2 separate regions of the Homo sapiens genome follow, and region 2 is linked to region 1. Evidence: read pairs that join two places in POLR2A ChIA-PET (ENCODE). Cell type or tissue: Panc1. All regions are shown on one strand. Each heading gives the region's core, and the rest is flanking DNA. Links, peaks and the distances in the headings are about the cores only.

Region 1 (5,374 bases), core at 317-5,316:
GTTAAGTGAAATTGATAGGGAGCCACTGATTTGGACTGAGCTCTTGCACTAGGATCCAACAGACCAACCCAAATGGAGTCATTCATGCAAAAGTTCCACGTCACCAAACCAAAACCTAAGCTGTTTACTTGTAAGATCGGACCCTCCAAGCAAACAGGAGAGAAATGATAGTCAAATCTCCAAACAGGCCAGTTTTCAAAAAGCACAAGATTCACGACAACCAATCAAAGGGGGCCCAGTCAGCTGGGTGCGGTCGCTCATGCTTATAATCGCAGCACTTTGAGAGGCCAAGGCAGGCAGATCGCAAGGTCAGGAGTTTCAGACCAGCCTGGCCACGTGGTGAAACCCAGTCTCTACTAAAAATACAAAAATTAGCTGGGCGTGGTGGCACATGCCTGTAATCCCAGCTACTTGGGAGGCTGAGGCAGGAGAATTGCTTGAACCCGGGAGGTGGAGGCTGTAGTGAACCGAGATCACGCCACTGCACTCCAGCCTGGGCAACAAAGCGAGACTCTGTCTTGGAAGAAAAGGGAAAAAAAAGGTGGGCCCAGTCAACCAGAGCTGGCAAAAATAAGGAAATCCCCTCTGCTTTAACCCACACAAGGAAAGTAACCTGAAGTAATAATCTGAGGTTAACCAGTCCACCTTTGGCACTATGCAATCTCTGTGCTCCTGCTCAAGCTGCCTTACAAAACCCGCTGTTCAGCCATGCCCTGCAGAGCGCCTGCCTATTTTGTAGTCTGGGTGCTGCCTAGTTCATGGACCCCTAAAAAACAACAATTAGATCTTTAAAGCTTCATTTGTTGAAATTTTGTTCTTTGACATCTTGTTCTAAAAACCATGGTGGCACAGGACAGTAAACCCAAGTTCAATCCTGGCTGAACTAGGTTACTTTGAGCTTGCTTCCTTTTCTGCAAAATGAGGATGACAACAGCACCCTATGAAAAGTTTTTCTGTGAAGATTACATGAGCTAATGCACCTTCACCTTAAGTGCACACTCAAAGGTATTCAACTGGCATTAGTTCTCTTCCTCCCACTAACTCAGGCCTCAAACATCATCTCTCACCTGACCTACTTCAAAAGCCTCCTAACAGAGAGCTCTGCAGCCCATCTGTCCCCACGCCAGTCTCTCCTCCACACCACCGCTGCCAAAGCTTTTCTCCAACACACAGATCTGATTACATCATCTCCCTGCTGAAAAACCTTTGACAGCTATCACTTGCTTACAGGATCAAGTCCACACTTCTTAGCCTGGCATGCAAGGCCTTTGCAATCTGGCTCTCTTCTCCCTGCCACTGTACCCAAATGCCAAGCACCGTCCGTTCTAGTAACAACACCCCAAACACAACTTGTGTTTTCATGCCTCCCAGCCTCTGCTTCTTACGCTCCTTTTCTCTAGAAAGCCTCTCACCCTCTTTCCCACCTGGCAAAGTCACCTTCACCTCCTCCCCCTCCTCCCTGAAGCTTTCCCCAGCCACTGTCAACTCCTCCTCCTCCCCCTACTCCTCCTCCTCCTGCACTCCCTAACACCTTGCAGTGGTACTGTGTGTGCACTTGTCTCCTCAGATTGAGACACAGCACTGGGCCTCAAACCCTGAAGTGCACAATGACCAGCTCTCAAGAAACATTTTTTGGAAAAATGAATACAAGACCTCCACCACCCGCTGACAAATGAAAATGGTTTCTAATTTGTCAAATAGTTACCACCTTCATGGTAACTTTTTATCTTTAAAAAACTCATAAGGAAATTCTATTTGTTGAGTTGGCTAACACCACTCTTATGAAGGAAGCAAAAAAGCCTTGTGAAGAAGGTAAAGTCTCTTTACATTTTCCACTGGCTTAGGTCTCAATCACTGTCCTAGAAATGGCATCTCTTTTTTCCAGATGGAAGGGGGAACTAACACCCTTTGATTCCTCCTGGCTTAACTTTTGGTATGTAGAGTTGGGACAGTTAAAAGGGTCCTTTTTGTTGAAGCAAAACATTTCAGAAAGGAAGAGATTAAACAAAACTTTGTAATGGTAGAGGAAAAGTGTAAAAAGCTCAAGTACCACTTGACTTGAAGTCTGTAGGGAATCAAGTTCATTCTGAGAGAACAGGCACTATCTGGGAAGGAGCAGTGTCAGTCCTTGCCTGGCTGAGATCTTTTCTTGTCCAAGCCAGATTCAAAGCCAAAGTCCCAAGACTTGGAAACAGCTGATGACAGAAGACAACACTTTTTGGTTTACCCATAAATGGCAAGAATGCAAGGACCATAGATATCCAGGCATTCTCCAAACTGTTCCTCCACTTCTGTTCAAAACTTAGGATATATTAATTCCACCTTCGCGTGCATCTTTAATAGGCACAAAGGCAATAAGGAGAATCCCCATTTCTCCACTGTGAGGATCTTGAATGAAGCACTGACCATCCTCTTCTCTAGAAAAGCCTGCTCTCCTGTCGGTAATATTTATTTCATAAATGAATATGCATGTATGACTTGAGCACAGTACAATAGACTTATTCCACCTAAATAAAGTGTATTGTTCTAAACCATACTCAAGCAAAACATTACAAAAGTCTGAGGAGCTTCACATGTTGTCAGTCTCAGTAAAAAAATTGATTTTTTAAATACTGATTTTCATAAAAACCAGAGTTTGTTAGCAATATTTTTGTGCCAATAATAAAATACTACTTTTTTGTTGTTTGTTTGGTGTTTTTTTTTTTTTTTTTTTGGGAGACGGAGTCTTGCTCTGTCTCCCAGGCTGGAGTGCAGTGGCGCGATCTCGGCTCATTGCAAGCTCCGCCTCCCGGGTTCACGCTATTCTCCTGCCTCAGCCTCCCGAGTAGCTGGGACTACAGGCACCCGCCACCACGCCCGGCTAATTTTTTGTATTTTTAGTAGAGACGGGGTTTCACTGTGTTAGCCAAGATGGTCTCGATCTCCTGACCTCGTGATCCAACCCACCTCGGCCTCCCAAAGTGCTGGGATTACAGGCGTGAGCCACCGTGCCTGGCTAAAACACCACTTTTGACTCTTACTCCTTCTCCTCTATAAATCACCATCTAAAACTGTCCTACTTGTTAGCTCAAAACATTTCATATAGGCATATAATTGTTTTAATATAAGCAACCAACTCCCATACAGATTATCTTGAAATCAAGAACTTATCTCGACTTCTGTAACAAGTACCTTAAAATTCACAATTTTTAAAACACTCAGAACAATTAAAAACTTCAATTTAACAACTGATCCAGAATGCTGAATAAAATATGGTAAGGACTGGATGTGGTGGTTCAGCCTATAATCCCCACACTTTGGGAGGTCAAGGCAGGAAGACTGCTTGAGCCCAGGCATTCGAGACCAGCCTGGGTGACATAGCAGATCCTATCTCTACAGAAAAAAATAAAAATAAAAAAATAAAAAAATTAGTCAGGCATGATGGTGCACACCTGTGGTCCCAGCTCTTGGGGAGGCTAAGGCAGGAGCATCATTTGAGCCCAGGAGGTTGAAGCTGCAGTGAGCCAAGACTGTGCCACTGCACTTCAGCCTGGGCAACAGAGCAAAACCCTGTCTCAAAAACTAAATAAACAAATGAAGTAAAACAGAATAAAATAAAATATGGTAAGAGGAGGAGAAGGTGGAAGATGATCTGGTTTTGATAGCTCTGATCCATGCACGGTGCTAAGCCTTTCATACAGGGCTTCGCCTTTGGCCTTGGCATAACCTCTATGAAACAGGAATTATTGTCCCCATTCTACAGACATAGAAACAGGTCAAGTAAATTGCCAGAGCCAAACACAAAACCAAAGTCTATCTGGTTTCAAAGATCATCCTTTTTACCATATCCTATATGTTTGTGTTTTTTTAAAGAGGGGAGAAAAAAGGAGTGTATATGTATATTTTTAATGGACTAAATATAGTTACAAAGTACCTACTCTGTCCAAGTCACCTTATTATTCACAACAGGCAAATTTTAATGCAGAAAACAGTGTCCCTGCTGGTTAAAGGATTAAATATAAGAATGCGCTGGGAGCTGCTTATGACAGCTACCATTCATCATGCAAAGCTTCTTTATATATACTAAGCTATTCTTCATTAAGATTCACAAAATCCTTTAACTTTTCCCAGACATACAACTAGCACTTGGAAGGATATCAAGGGAAAAAAAAATGTAAATAGCAAATTAAGTTAGCAAAGTTAGCTATGATAGGAACTTTTATTTGCTTGTCTGGGTTTCTAAGACAATGTACATAGAAAATTATCACCCCGAGGGTGTCCTTGAATTTATGGCTGTATTTTAGATTAGCATAAGCATTTATCATGAAAATATTCTGTTAAAAATTTATCAAGCAGAGGTAGAAAGAATGCACATTCCTAAATGTGTTTTAAAAATAAGTGTCTATGGAGTATTATTTTACCATCACAACTCAGATACTTGTCATTCGGAATAAAATTCAACCACCAAAAACGTTTAACACCCAGGCCACTTTACCCAAGAGACACATGGTTTATAGTCTCAAGATATACTGAAAACATATCCATTTAACCACGCCAACTATTCAGAATACCTTTCCAAACACACCTGGAATCAATTCAACTTGCATCCCTTTGATATACTAATAAACCTAATTTTTAAACTCTAAGCTGTTACTTCTTTATATATATATATATATATATATATATATATATATATATATATATATATATAAAAGCTATATATTAATTGCTAAACTTTTTAAAGATAGGGTCTCACTCTGTCACCCAGGCTGGAGTGCAGTGGTTCAATCATAGCTTGCAGCAGCTTTAATCATCTCCCAGGCTCAAGCAATCCTCCCGCCTCAGGCTCCCTAGTGGCAAGGACTACATACAGGCTTGAACCACCATACCCAGATGATTTTTTTTTCACTTTCAATAGAGATAAGGTCTCACCGTGTTGCCCAGGGTCCCGAACTCCTGAGTTCAAGCAATCCTCCTGCCTCCACCTCCCAAAGTGCCAGGATTACAGGTGTGTCTGACTCACCATGCTGCTCTGAATTGCTAAACTTAAATGTCTGTTCTCAAATCATAGAGGGGGTCGGAAGTGCAGAGGGGAATCTTAGTCTAGGACCTATTTTTGCCAAAAATATTTTACTTGACTCTAATCTTGCTTTTAGACCTAGCCTCCAGTTTATAGGAAATACAGGAAACAATGGGACAAGGTAAACACCGCCACAGGAAACAAATTCAGAATATGGGACAACCCAGAAAAGTCAGGAATGGGAGGGAGGGAAGTAATGAGATATTATTTTTCTACATTTAAAAAGACGAAAGAGACAAACAACAACAACAGCCCACAGTGCAATGTGAACCTTGATTGAATCTTGGTTTCCAAAAAACAAAAATGGTGACAAAT
Region 2 (5,374 bases), core at 298-5,297, 61 kb before region 1:
AGTGACAGGGTAGAAAGTAGTGCCAATGACCAAAATGGGAAAAGCAGACAAGCGTGGGGTGAGTGGTTTGGAGTGGGGAGCAGGAAGCAGGCAATAACTGGGGGGGGGAAATGAGTTCAGTTTGGATATCCTGATTTAAAAGTACCTATGAGTCATCCAAGCAGAAATGTCCAAAAGATTGTCTAAGAGGAGGATGAATTCAGAGAGACCTGGGGGGTCCATGAAGTGTGGATGGTGGCTGAAGCCACAGAATTATTGAGGTCTCCCCCAAAAAGGCTGAGCAGACTAAAAGAAAACCACCAAGGATGAACCAGGAACATAAGGGCAGATACAGCAGGACCTAAGAGGAAATTAAAGAAGCAAAAACAAAGCAGTCGAGTATGGTGCAAAGGGGCGGGGCACCATGGTTCATGCCTGTAATCCCAGCATTTTGGGGAGGCCGAGGCAAGTGGATCGCTAGAACTCAGAAGTTTGAGACCAGCCTGGGTAACATGGTGAAAACCCGTCTCCACAAAAAATACAAAAAAAATTAGCCAGGCCTGGTGCCTCGCGCCTGTACTCCTAGCTATTTGAGGGTCTGAGGTGGGAGGATCGCTTGAGCCCAAGGAGGCAGAGGTTGCAATGAGCCGAGATTGTGCCGCTGCACTCTAGCCTGGGTGACAAAGCTAGACCCTGCCTCAAAAAAAAAAAAAAAAAAAAAAAAAAAAGTAAAGAAAAGAAAAGAATGGTGCATAGGAACCCAGAAGAGACAGCTTTGATGAGGAATGATCAGCAGAATCAAATACTACAGGAAAAGTCATGTCAAGGACTAACAAGTGACAACAGGCTTCAATGATCAGAGGCCATTTGGGACGTCGACAAGGGCAGTTTCTATTGAGGCGAAGGAAACCAGGAGACAGGCCATCTGTAGGGTCAGTCCCTCCTAAATTGTAAAATTCTTTAACTTCAAAACTGAAACTCACCCTTCTCCCTCAAACCCACCAAATTAATAAAATGTCAAATAGCAATGTGTTGCAAGGTTTTCTTTCACAGAAAAGGAATTTGCAAAAGAGAGACGCAGTCTAAAACCACAAAACCATTTAACATGATTTTTGCTATTAAGTTCCTATCTATTTTCTAAAGTTGGTCCCAGGGAAGGAGAAAAATTAGTGAATTCTCTGCCAAACGAAAACTGAAGGGGGAAAAAAAAAACCCACAACTTTCTAAATAAATTTCCTTTCTGATAAATCTCTATGGGCAATACACTTAAATTGCTATTTCAATGTTACTTTGAGAAACGTGTTACCACAGGAAGAAAGGCTTGGTTTCAATACGCAAATCTATTGTAAAATGCCATTTAAGCAGATTTCCACCTGGATTTCTCAGTAAGCCTAAACTCTGGTTGAATTTAGTAAATTCCTCTTCCATGTCATTTTTCTTGTTCTTTGTCATGTTAGCATCATAGAAAATGCTATCGCATGCAATTTTAAGTGAAAATTATAAAATAGTTTTACGATATGAATTATGGCACAAGGGAATGTTTGGGTTGGCAGTGTCAACTGGTTAAACAGGTCAGTGGAATTCAAAAAAGTTCCCCTAAACGTCGGCTCAGGCTAAGAAAGAGGTTTATAAGTTTACTCCCCATACAAATATTTTTCAAAAGTTACATATCTCAAATATTAATGACTATTATAGAATTGTCATTAATATAAAGCAAAAAAATTTGAAGATCTGAGGCTTCTGAAATATATTCCTCCAAAAATACTACTCACTCTTTGTATGCATCACTGAATTTAAGCAGACAATTTCTTCGGATCTTCTGGTAACTAATTTTATGTATCCTTTAAACTCTTTATCATATCTGGCTATCTTAATTTTATTTATTTATGAGACAGTCTTGCTCTGTCACCCAGGCTGTTGTGCAGTGGTGCAATCTCGGCTCACTGCAACCTCCGCCTCCCGAGTTCAAGCAATTCTCATGCCTCAGCCTCCCGAGTAGCTGGGACTACAGGCATGTGCCACCATGCCCGGGTAATTTTTTTGTATTTTTAGTACAGACAGGCACTCCTGAGCTCAGGCAATCTGCTCACCTCAGCCTCTCAAAGTGCTAGGATTACAGGAGTGAGCCACTGCGCCCGGCCCATATGTGGCTATCTTACTTCATGATATACACTATCACCTCTTGTGGAACTTTAAAACAACAACAACAACACAGCAGGGACTCCTCCTCCCCCTAATTCTAGTTCAGCACTCCTCAAGTGAGTCCCAGTATCCTAATTTTTAAAGCTTCACAGGAATTGTGATATGTACTCTGCTGCCCTGCCCCTGTGGAGAAGCTCCGCCTTTTGGCAGGATCCCGCAAAGTTCTGGGGAGCAACAAGGCCACTGCATTCCTCATGGATAGCAGGGTGTGGCAGGAGAACTGAATGCAGAAAATGAAATCCTGCTGGCAAGTCACACAAAACAGATGGCAGAGTACATGGGCACATCTCATAGACATTTCAAGAACTCACAGCAATTTGGAAGCTCCTTTTATCTTGACCCCCATCCCCTTGGGGCAGTATTTCCAACACCCATGGAGAAGCGAGCCGGTGTCTCCAATGCCCCCAGTCAGCCATTTGGTCCTGGATGTCTTGGGGACTCCTGCTTGCTGCCTCCACTGTGCACAGCTAGGCATAAATAGCCAGTCTTCCAAGCTGTGCTCACTTAAGATGGGATTGGAGGCACCATTCTCAGCCAGGTCTCTTTCTTAAAAGAGGGAGTATCTGAGTCCTACTAGATGCTAGGCATTGGAGACAGAATGCAAATAAAAAGATGACTAGAACATAGATCATATACATTAGGAGCCTCCAGCCTCGCCAAACCTCTTGAAATAGTTTTAAGACAGGGTTTCATGCTGTCACCCAGGCTGGAGTACAGTGGCGCCATCAGAGCTCACTGCAGCCTCAATCTCCTGGGCTCAAGCGATCCTCCCACCTCAGCCTCCCGAGTAGCTTGGGACTACAGGTGCATGCCACCATAACCCAGCCATTTTTGTTTTGTTCTGTTTGGTTTGGTAGAGATGAGGTCTCGCTGCGTTGCCCAGGCTGGTCTCAAGTGATCCTCCCACCTCAACCTCCCAAAGTGCTGGGATTACAGGCGAGAGCCATTGTTCCTGGCATTAAAATAGGTATTTCTGTTTCATAACTTACATATAAGACTACAATACAGGGAGATCTCAGCACACGGTTAGCAAGTTTCCCCAAGTTCCTAAAGCCACACAACTAGAAAATCCTCCTTGAAACCCAGGGGAAGAAGAGGGATGACAACTCAGAGTAAGTTAACAGGACAGTCTGTAGAACGGGCAAGAGGCAGAACCTATGTCAGCTTTAACTGACATGACCCCAAAAAGCCAATCTATGAAGAGCATTTGAGGTAAGGCAACCTGTAAATGTTTCCTTATTTGTCTTCCAGGAGCGATAAGGAGCCTTGTCATTAAACTTTAAGAAGTTTTTCACGGGGAATAAGGAGTAGAAGAATGAAAATGATACGGATGAGACAGCCAGTCTGACCTTATTAAAAATGTGAAAATTTTATCAGTTATACTTCTGACAACTGTACTTAAACTGTAAACAAAGATACTAAGCCATTCAATCAACATATATTAAATGTTTTCAATGGAAAAGTACTGTGCTAGACACCATAAAAAAGGGATCCAAAATTCTAAAATGGGCACAAGTCAATAAAATTAGGAAAGCTTCAAAAGAGTGCACTAAAGCACGCATGTTATTAGTAAGAGTGCTTTAACACAGTAAGATAATGATTTACTTTAAGTTTCTTTGAAGAAATCTGATTTACTTTCAGAGCCCTCAAAATTTACCAAGAATAGCATACCTTGAATACCTGGCCTGTCAAAGCATGGATTCCCTATGAGCACGTCCCTGGTCTCAACTCTCCTCACCCCACATGCCACTTGCTTGCAACAGAGAGTGGTTGTCTCCCTCACTCAGGGATGCCCGTAAGTTCCTCCCAAGAAGATGACCATAGAAAGCTGGCAAAAGAACTGGAAAAAAGAAAACCCGTCAGCACTCTTCCCTATGAGACGAGAGGCACAGAGTTTATCAACACCAGCTCTGACCTCCCCAAAAATCCCAAAGCAGCAGTAATGGAGAAAAAGACATCACATGGACATACTGTCAAGCCCAGTAAAAGCAGAGTGACCGGGGATTGGCAAAACCAAGAGAATCCATTCCTTCCTCAGATGCTCACTATCCAAGCTGAGTCAGGACATCAACTGAGAAGCACCTGCTCTTAAGCAAGGTACTAGATGCATCCGGTTTACCACCACTATCTCAGGTTTTCTGTTTATGTGATGCTAATAGGTTTACAGCCCAGTCCACAACGAAATGTTTTAAAGGTTTAAGATAACATGCCAAGAACCTCTCTCAAACCCTTAGCATGCTGAAGTCCTCCTAAGCACCTCCTTCCCCTATCTCCTGCCTCACCCCTCAGGAGTCCCAGGTTTCTACGAAATTCACCATTCCCAAACACACCACTCAACTTCACACCTTTGCTCTTTCTCTTCCCTCAACCTGAAACCCCCTCTCTCTCTGGAAATTAGTCATCCTCCAGGTACAGCTCAAATATCACCTGCATGCCCACACCACCCCCCACGGAATCTTGCCAGCCCTTTCTCTGTGCTCAGAACACCTGGTTGGCCTCTGAGTTGCAGCACTGGCTTCGTTCTGCCTGAGCTCCCCTCCTACCAGTCTCTCCAGGGCTGGTCTTCCCTGGTGTCATCCACCACCCTCCCGCTCTCACTCTCATCACAAGCAGAAGCAGATGCTCCATGCACGCTTGCTCATTGAAAGATTCCAACAAGGAGCTCCTGTGACTGACCCAGAGCCTATCTCCCTGGGAAGTGTCCTTTTCACTGCTACACGTCCTGGAGAACATTCGTTTTCAAGGGTGCTCTCCATGTTCAAACACACCACCAACTAGGCTCCTGCCCAAGTCAATCCTGCCGGGCTTCACTGCCAGAAAGAACGGGATCATGTGCAGTCACGTTTGGGCCAAAAAAACCACCTTGGCAGGGCACCAGGGTGCTAACAGGTTTGTGCGTGCCGAGGCTGGGTGGAGGCCTCTCCTCCTCCTAAGTCTGTTTAATGAGGAGCTCCAGAAGACCTGCTGCCTTCCCCACCAGGACTTCAAAGATGAGAACGGAGAATAGGAGGTTTCTCTGGAAGGAAACCAGGGAGTAATACAGGGGATGGGTTCAGCCTTTCCCTGACTTCAGGGTCAGCTGAGATCTCATTTGAGCCAAGCACAGAGGAGAACCCTACATGAACCAGGTGGTCACCCCCATGTCAAATGCCTAATGTTTCCTCAAAAAAAGTCTCAACTCGAACATGGGGTA

What was found. ChIA-PET counts read pairs that join two places held together with the same protein. Peaks named below come from ENCODE experiments on the same cell type or tissue, not always from the same donor. Only the 100,000 strongest peaks of a DNase experiment are listed, where the experiment ranks them.
Region 2: POLR2A ChIA-PET joins it to region 1 with 10 read pairs; 9 of 35 experiments call an interaction of 5 or more read pairs at or near these places.

Annotation. Positions count from the first base shown.
Region 1 is chr2:158,980,808-158,986,181 of GRCh38, reverse strand. The region is part of intron 1 of TANC1 (tetratricopeptide repeat, ankyrin repeat and coiled-coil containing 1); the gene reads right to left. Among named protein-coding and RNA genes, the nearest start is that of TANC1, 15 kb to the right of the region's middle. In Panc1, for the core only: no CTCF peak of the experiment used is centred there; no DNase peak of the experiment used is centred there; H3K27ac peaks cover 1,459 bases.
Region 2 is chr2:159,041,923-159,047,296 of GRCh38, reverse strand. All of the region lies in intron 2 of TANC1 (tetratricopeptide repeat, ankyrin repeat and coiled-coil containing 1), which reads right to left. Among named protein-coding and RNA genes, the nearest start is that of TANC1, 76 kb to the right of the region's middle. In Panc1, for the core only: no CTCF peak of the experiment used is centred there; no DNase peak of the experiment used is centred there; H3K27ac peaks cover 2,074 bases.